Linked DNA regions of Homo sapiens: region 1 is linked to region 2. Evidence: read pairs that join two places in POLR2A ChIA-PET (ENCODE). Cell type or tissue: GM12878. All regions are shown on one strand. Links, peaks and the distances in the headings refer to the core of each region. The heading gives the core; the rest is flanking DNA.

Evidence for each region. Peaks named below come from ENCODE experiments on the same cell type or tissue, not always from the same donor. Only the 100,000 strongest peaks of a DNase experiment are listed, where the experiment ranks them.
Region 1: POLR2A ChIA-PET joins it to region 2 with 5 read pairs; 3 of 35 experiments call an interaction of 5 or more read pairs at or near these places.

What each region holds. Positions count from the first base shown.
Region 1 is chr16:11,954,514-11,958,902 of GRCh38, reverse strand. It overlaps a transcript of NPIPB2 not described here. Among named protein-coding and RNA genes, the nearest start is that of TNFRSF17, 8.5 kb to the left of the region's middle. In GM12878, for the core only: no CTCF peak of the experiment used is centred there; no DNase peak of the experiment used is centred there.
Region 2 is chr16:10,951,702-10,956,090 of GRCh38, reverse strand. All of the region lies in intron 1 of CLEC16A (C-type lectin domain containing 16A), which reads right to left. Among named protein-coding and RNA genes, the nearest start is that of CLEC16A, 9.3 kb to the right of the region's middle. RefSeq lists an enhancer at 2,044-2,113. In GM12878, for the core only: a CTCF peak has its summit at 1,977 (motif pointing left); a DNase peak (open chromatin) is centred at 1,960; H3K4me3 peaks cover 463 bases; H3K27ac peaks cover 517 bases.

The DNA of each region.
Region 1 (4,389 bases), core at 194-4,193, 1.0 Mb before region 2:
CACCTCCCGAGATCCTGCAATAATTGTGCAAAGTCTCATTCCTTCCCTTATCCCGTAACACTCACCCATGGTAGCTCAGCTCCCCAAACCAACCCTGATTGTTACCACCTCTTTAACCTTAATATTTTCAACCTACAGGCTTTCTTATTTTACTTTGTTTTTGAGACAGGGTCTCACTCTGTTACCCAGGCAGGAGTGCAGTGGTGAGATCAAAGCTCACTGCAGCCTCAACCTCCCCGGCCCAAGTGATCATCCCACTTCAGTCCCCTGAGTAGCCGGGACTGCAGGCACATGCCATCTTGCCTGGCTAGGTTTTTTATTTAACTTTATTTTTTGCAAAGATGGGGGTCTTGCTGTGTTGCCCAGGCTGGTCTCAAACTCCTAGACTCAAGCCATCCACCCCACTTGGCCTCCCAAAGTGCTAGGATTATAGGCATGAGCCACCATGCCTGGCCTAGGATTTTTTTTTTTTTTTTTAACGGAGTCTCGCTCTGTCATCCAGGCTGGACTGTAGTGGCGTGATCTGGGCTCACTGCAACCTCCGCCTCCTGGGTTCAAGCACGTCTCCTGCCTCAGCCTTCCTGAGTAGCTGGGATTACAGGCACCCACCCACCACGCCCAGCTTAATTTTGTATTTTTAGTAGAGGTGAGGTTTTGCTATGTTGGCCAGGCTAGTCTTGAACTCCTGACCTCAGGTGATCTGCCCGCCACAGTCTCCCAAAGTGTTGGAATTACAGGAGTGAGCCACCGCACCCAGCCAGCATTTTCACTGTGTACTGGGCCCCACAAGTTAAGTAGTCAGTCCTGAGTGACTCAATAAAGACAATGTTAGAAAGTTCTCATCATAGGATTTGGATTTGTGTCAGGTTATTTGGGGAGAGTTTGCAAAAACACGGCTTAGCTGATGTTGGCAGGATGTGTGGGGGATTCTGTAATTGGGGAATATCTAAGTATCAGTAGAATTCTCCAGAGAAATAGAACCAAAAGGAGATACAGAGCTAGAGACAGAGATTTACTTTAAGGAATTGCTTCATGCAATTGTAGGAGCTGGCAAGTCCAAACTCCGCAGGGCAGGCCAGCAGACTGAAAATCCACGTAAGAGTGGATGTTGCAGTACTGAGTTTGAAATCCACAGGGCAAGCCAGGCAGGCCAGACACTCAGAGAGGGTGTCTGTGTTTCAGTCTTGAGGCTGAATTCCTTCTTTTTCAGGAAATCTTGGTCTTTGCTTTTTAGGCCTTCAACTGATTGGATGAAGCCCACGCACATTATGAAGGGCAGTGTCCTTTATTCAAAGTCTACTGATTTAAGGGCCAGGCACGGTGGCTCAGGTCTGTAATCCCAGCACTTTGGGAGGCTGAGGCGGGCAGACCATTTGAGGTTAGGAGTTCAAGACCAGCCTGGCCAACATGGTGAAACCCCGTCTGTACAAAAAATACAAAAGTTGGTAGGGCACGGTGGTTCACAAGGTCCCAGCACTTTGGGAGGCCGAGGCAGGTGGGTCACGAGGTCAGGAGATGGAGACCATCCTGGCTAACGTGGTGAAACCCTGTCTCTACTAAAAGTATAAAACTTAGCCGGGCGTGGTGTCACACGCCTGTAGTCCCAGCTACTCGGGAGGCTGAGGCAGGAGAATCGCTTGAACCCAAGAGGCGGAGGTTGCAGTGAACCGAGATCACACCACTGCACTCCAGCCTGGGCGACAGAGTGAGACTCCATCTCAAAAAAAAAAAAAAAAAGAAAAAGTTAGACAGGTGTGGTGGCACATACCTGTAATCCCAGCCACTTGGAGGCTGAGGCAGGAGAATCGCTTGAACCCCAAGCAGTGGAGACTACAGTAAGCTGAGATCGCACCAATGCACTCCAGCCTCGGTGACAGAGTGAGACTCCATCTCAAAAGAAGAAGAAGAATTAATTAATTAATTAAAAATAAAAATAATAGCCATCTTGGCAACAATTGGTGCTGCCTAAATGAGGAGGCAGGGCCAGCTGTGGAGCCCTCCTGGGGGCCTGGTCAGCAGGGTACCTGTCCTCCACCCCCTAGTGCCTGGTACCCCTGGGGTGAAGCCAACTGAGCATGGAGAGTGAGAGCCTGCCAAGAGCAAAAGAGGTTTTCAGGAGGGGACCTCAAGAAGCCTGGTTCCAATGCCAGCATGAGCATCTGGTTCTCAGTCAGTGTTCCTCCTGGGCATTCTGCAGGAGATCATTTCTTTTCTTTTCTTTTCTTTTGAGACAGAGTCTCACTGTGTTCCCCAGGCTGGAGTGCAGTGGTGCGATCTCAGCTCACTGCAACCTCCACCTCCTGAGTTCAAGCGATTCTCCTGCCTCAGCCTCCTAAGTAGCTAGGACTACAGGTGCCTGCCACCACGCCCAGCTAATTTTTGTATTTTTAATAGAGATGGGGTTTCACCATGTTGGTCAGGCTGGTCTCAAACTCCTGACCTCAGGTGATCTGCCCGCCTCAGCCTCCCAAAGCGCTGAAATTACAGGCGTGAGCCACTGCTCCCGGCAAGAGATCATTTCTCATCCAGATGGCTACTGAGAGCGGGACTCCAGAGAGTGTTCATTTTTTAGTGCAATGTGGGAACCAGGCCTTTAACCCACCCTGTGGGCTTTCCACTAAGAGCCCACAGAGCCAGGTTCAAGGCTTGGTTCTCCCACTTACAGGGCTTGAGCAATTCAGTTTCCCTGCCTGAGTGTTGGTGACCTGTGCTGTGAAATAGAGAGAGACACCTACGACCTGCTGTCAGAGCCCATCAAGGTAAGATCACAAGAGGGAGGTGCCCATCAACATGGGTCTTGTTCATGGAAGAGGCGCAGAGGAAAGATTCATGCATGATTAATGACTGGCGGCAATTTCCTGCCTGCCTTTGGAATGAATCAAAAATAAGTGAAAACGTGTGGCTGAGGCAAAACATTTGGGTCTTCGGGAACTCTGCAGTGGACCAGAGGAGGCCTGGGGCTGGCTGAGTCATCTAAGTGGGTGACCGGTTTTTTCCTGTTTGCAAAACGAGAGTCAAGTTCCAGAGGGGATACGTGGAGTGGGATTAAACGTTTCTCTCCAAGCATCCTCCCAGTGGAAGGCTTCCCAAGAAGCATCATTGGGTAACTTTCCATTGCCACTATCTGCAAGAGGTGGGAGGAGGAGTGGCAAATTTCTTTTTTCTTTTCTTTTTTTTTTTTTGAGACAGTGTCTTGCTCTGTCACCCAGGTTGGAGTCCAGTGGTACGATCTCAGCTCACTGCAACCTCTGCCTCTCAGGTTCAAGCAATTCTCCTGCCTCAGCCACCCAAGTAGCTAGCTGGGAATAAAGGGGCGTGCCACCATGCCTGGCTATTTTTAGGTTTTTTTGTATTTTTAGTAGAGACAGGGTTTCACCATGTTGGCCAGGGTGGTTTCGATCTTCTGACCTTATGATCCACCTGCCTCAGCCTCCCAAAGTGCTGGGATTACAGGCGTGAGCCACCACGCCTGGCCAGAATGGCAAATTTCTTATCCAAAGATAGTCTCTCTCTAAATCCCGAAACCTTTTTTTTTTTTTTTTTTTTTTTGACACAGAGTTTCACTCGGTCACCTAGGCTAGAGTACAGTGGTACCATCTTGGTTCACTGCAAACCCCGCCTCCCAGGTTCAAGTGATTCTCATGCCTCACCCTCCAGAGTAGCTGGGATTATAGGCATGTGCCACGACGGCCAGCTAATTTTTGTATTTTTAGTAGAGATGGGGTTTCACCACGTTGGCCAGGCTGGTCTCGGACTCCTGGCCTCAATCCACCATGCTGGGATTATAGGTGTGAGCCACCGCGCCCAGCCTAAATTCTGAAATCTTTATAGATGAAATGGATTACTTCAAAATAATACAGGAGAGGCAGATGTAGGTACGTGTATAGATTATACCAGGTCAGCCTGATTTGATGGGTGATGGATATGTGAGGGATTTATTTTTAATCAATAAAAGTTTGTTGTTTTTAAATAGCAAAAAGTATTTTTTTTTTTTTGAGACAGAGTCTTGCTCTGTTGCCCAGGCTGGAGTGCAGTGGTGTGATCTCAGCTCACTGCAAGCTCTGCCTCCCGGGTTCACACCATTCTCCTGCCTCAGCCTCCCGAGTAGCTGGGACTACAGGCTCCTGCCACCACACCTGGCTAATTTTTTTGTATTTTTAGTAGAGATAGGGTTTCACCGTGTTAGCCAGGATGGTCTTGATCTCCTGACCTCGTGATCCTACCGCCTCGGCCTCCCAAAGTGCTGGGATTAGAGGCGTGAGCCACCACAGCCAGCCTAGCAAAAAGTTATTTTAAATATAATATCCAATACTCAATATGTATCGAGTCTTTTTTCTTCTTAAAAAAAATTTTATTTCTCAATTATACATAAAAGCGTCTTTTTAAAGT
Region 2 (4,389 bases), core at 225-4,224:
AACTCAAACAGCACTTGAACCACCCTGGGATGAATCATTGGAGGACCCACTCCCAAATCTACATCTTCATCTTGCCTCAAGTGCATCTTCCCCAAGAGTTTCAAACGGCAGAGTTTTCCAAACTGCAGTTCCCAGGCATCCTGCATCAGAATCACCTTTGTAAGTTGTCCCAGACCCATTGAATTGGACTTTTGGTGCAGGGCCCCAATCCCACTGAAGTCTGACAGTCACCGCACCACTCCAGCTGTGGCCATCAGTGACACTCTCCACGCAGGCCCCCATGTGCCTGACACCCTGCCAGTGACAAGACATCGTTGGCAATATGGGAGAAGGGCAGATTCTCCCTCCTCTCTTCTGTGTACATCTATTAGCATCACACATCATACTCCTGGTCAATGGGAGACGGTGGCTTAGGTGGGTGGGTCTGCTCTGAAGATCCCCAACAAGAAGAAGAAATTTTAAATTCTTTAGGACCACATGACTTCAATTGATGGGGCTTTCTGCTTAGAATGCCCTTGCTGTCCTTGTCATCCAGCAAACTTTTACATTTCAAAACCCAGCTCGGGCATCTCTTGGTAAAGCGTTCCCCATGCCCCCCTCCCAGGTGGATTTAATTGTTCCCTCCTCACTGGCACCTCTGTACCCACACATATTTGCTACTGCACAGCCCACCCTCATTTGCAAAGATCTGCCTCCCATACTAGACCTGAGCTCCTCAAGGTCAGCACCATCACCTTATTGATCTTGCTGACCCCAATACACTCCAAATGTCTGATACACAGCAGGTGTTCAATAAATGCTGAATGGGGCAGGGGATGGTCTTTGTAAACATAACTTAGATCAAAGCATACACGACTGAACATAGCCAGGGATCCAAACGCCAGACACGGCAAGTGACAGCACAGAGCTCTGGTGAAGAGGTCAGGCTTCGGAGTCTGGCAGACAGACTTGGGCTTGACCTTTGGCCCTGCCACCTCCTAACTGTGGCCTTGGACAAGGCGCTTCACCTCTCTGCAGCTCAGATTCTACACAGTGGTGGGAACAGTCAAGGCTTCCTCACTGGGTTGTTCCAGAGAGGCAACGTGACCATGCACAGAAAGAGCCAAGCACAGCGCCTGGCACAGAGCAAGGGCTCAACAGAAGCAGGCTTGGCTGCCATGGTGATTAGATTATGGTCATTGTGGTGGGGGCCGTTATTCACATTATTACTACATTATCTAAGGAATATTCCAGGAAGGTAGAAAAGAGATCAGGCTAGATTCAAACAGGGAAAGAGGGCTTCAGGGCAGGAGTCGTGATGGGAAGGTTCAGCGAAACCAGAGCAGGAAGTAGAGAAAGTCTGGTATTTCCTGAGAGGCACTAGAGTATATGGTTAATTACAAACACTGGTATAATTAGAACATAGGGTTAATCACAGACACTGGAATGCCTGGGTCTGAGCACACCTCCATCACTTATTAGCTGGGTGATCCTGAGCAGGTTACTTTCCCTCTGTGCACCTCAGTTGTCTCACCAGTAAAATGTAAACAGCAATGGTACCTGAATACTTTAGTATCTACCTATTTTGGTGGTGTTGGGAGATAACAGATAACTAACTTGGCAGTTACTATGTATGATACAAGTGCTAGCTATTGTTATTGTTGCCCTTATTAAATAATTTCTGGGGGAAAAAGACCTAGTAACTACCAGAAGGCCCTTATAGGCAGAGAGGGCAGGGCGGTAAGTCCTGAAAAAAAGATTCTAGGAGCCCCCACGTGCCTGGTTCTCTGCGAGGGCTTCATGTGACCTACAGACTCACAGTAACCTGAAGATGTGCACACTGTTGCCACTGCACAGGACAAGACAGCAAGTGAGGTTTGGCGACGTTCAGTAGCTCGCCCACAGACCTGTGGCCAGGAAGAAAGGTCTGAGAACTCCATTTGTTTCTTGGCCTCTCAATACTTGGTGTTCTTTGCCCTGGTCGGTGGCGCCATCTGCTGGGTATGCAGTGATATTGCGTGGGGGCTTTCTTCCAGTAGTGAAACCGGGTGCCTGTTCATATATGTTTATGGACTGTTTGAATATCTTCTTTTGTGAGGTGCCTGTGCAAGTCTTTTGCCCATTTTTTTTTTTTTGAGACGGAGTCTTGCTCTGTCGCCCAGGCTGGAGTGCAGTGGTGCGATCTCCACTCACTGCAAGCTCTGCCTCCTGGGTTCACGCCATTTCCCTGCCTCAGCCTTCCGAATAGCTGGGACTACAGGCGCCCGCCAGCACGCTCGGCTAATTGTTTTGTATTTTTAGTAGACATGGGGTTTCACTGTATTAGCCAGGATGGTCTCGATCTCCTGACCTCGTGATCCACGTACCTCAGCCTCCCAAAGTGTTTGGATTACAGGCGTGAGCCACCGCGCCTAGCCTGCCCATTTTTAAAATTAGGCTGTGTGGCTTTTTCTTGCTTTTCTTTATATACTCTGACCACAAACCCTTTACTGGAGATAAATATTGCAAATACTTTCTCTGATGGTGGCTTACCTTTTCGTTCCCTTTATACTGGGTCTTTAGATGAGTAGAGGTTCTTAATTTTAATGTAGTTCAATTTATTAATCTTTCCCTTGGATGGTGTTTCTTGTATCAAGCTTAAGAGGTTCTTACCTACCCCAAGGTTATAAGGAAATGCTTTTTACTTCTAACAAAGTTACTGTTTTACTCTTCGCATTCTGACTTTGAGTACATCTGGAACTGATTTCTGTGTAGGATATGAGGTACTGGCCAAAATTAAGTTTTTCTATATGGAAATCTACTTGACCCAGCACCATTTACAGAAAAGGCCCTCACTTCTCTACTGCACTCCAGCGCCACCATTGTCATTAATCAGGTGACTACCCATGTGGGTCTCATTCTGGATACTCCAGTTTCATTGATCTATTTGTCTATCCTTGTATCAAGACCATACTGTCTGATTACTGCAGTTTTACAGTAAATCTTGCCATATAGTAATTAAGTCTTCCAACTTCTTTCCTTCTGTTTTTCAATATTGCCTATTCTTGGCCCTTTTAATCTCCATATACATTCAAAAATCACCTTCTTCATTTCCACAAAAATACGTGCTAAAATTTTCTTAGACTTGCCCTACATCTATGGCTAAATTTGGAGAGAACTGACATATTTACAATAGTGTAACATTCTGATATTTACAGCATTTGTTTCCATGCTCACTTGACAGGAATCTTGCAGATCTATTGTTAGAGTTGCTGCTAGGTAGTCGACATTTTTTTATGCTATTGTAAATGATATTGTTTCAAATATTCATTTTCTAAATGTCTTTTGCTGGTATACAGAAATACTCAGTAGACTGCAAGCTCCAAAGCTCAATGAGGGTTACACCTTCACCTTGCTCGTCTTTCTGTCCCACAATGCCCTGGCACACCGTTTTACACAGTGTTTTAGGAAGAGATGCTCAATATACATTTGCTTGAATGTAATGGGGGGAAAGGCTGAATGGATTAAGATTTAATGTTTTAATGGTGTATCTAATTCCAGGGCTTTGGAAGATTAGGTAATTCAACCACCTCAGAGATATAAACATTTTAATAACTTTTTGTTGTTGTTGTCATTTTCTGAGATGGAGTCTTGCTCTGTCATCAGGCTGGAGTGCAGTGGCGTGATCTTGGCTCACTGCGGCCTCCGCCTCTTAGGTTCAGGCGATTCTCCTACCTCAGATTCCCAGGTAGCTGAGTTTATAGGCGCAGGCCACCATGCCCAGCTAATTTTTGTACTTTTAGTAGAGATGGGGTTTAGCCATGTTGGCCAGGCTGGTCTTGAACTCCAGACCTCAACTGATCTGCCTGCCTCGGCTTCCCAAAGTGCTGGGATTACAGGTGTGAGCCAACTCACCCGGCCCATTTTAATAAAACCTTCTGATTATAAATGTAACATTCACTTTAGAGAAGTAGGAAACTTTGACAACAATGAAAGAGAAACGGCAACCGTGGTGCCTAGAGATGACTGCTGCTGGAGTTGCAATCTATTTCCTCGGGTCTTTTTCTTTGCTATGGATATTTACATAGTTGAGGTCATGTTGCATTATCCATTTCAGTGCCAATCTTATTTCCCACCTCAGCTAAAACAAAAGCACTTTTTTTGGTTATTGACAACTGTTTGCAAATATCTGTAATGGCTACACAGTATGACACTGAAAGGACAAGCACAGTAGCAACTCTTTTGAAGGGCATTAAGATTCCTAATTGTGTGAGTGATAACAATGTTGCTATGACCATCTTTGTATGGAAAGCTGTGTCTTTATCTCAGAAAAGTTTCAAAGGACAGAATAATTACCTTGCTACTTAACGGCAGCAAATTAAAATGTTTCTCTTACAATGATAACCACTGTTAGAATGACAACGTGTTTTC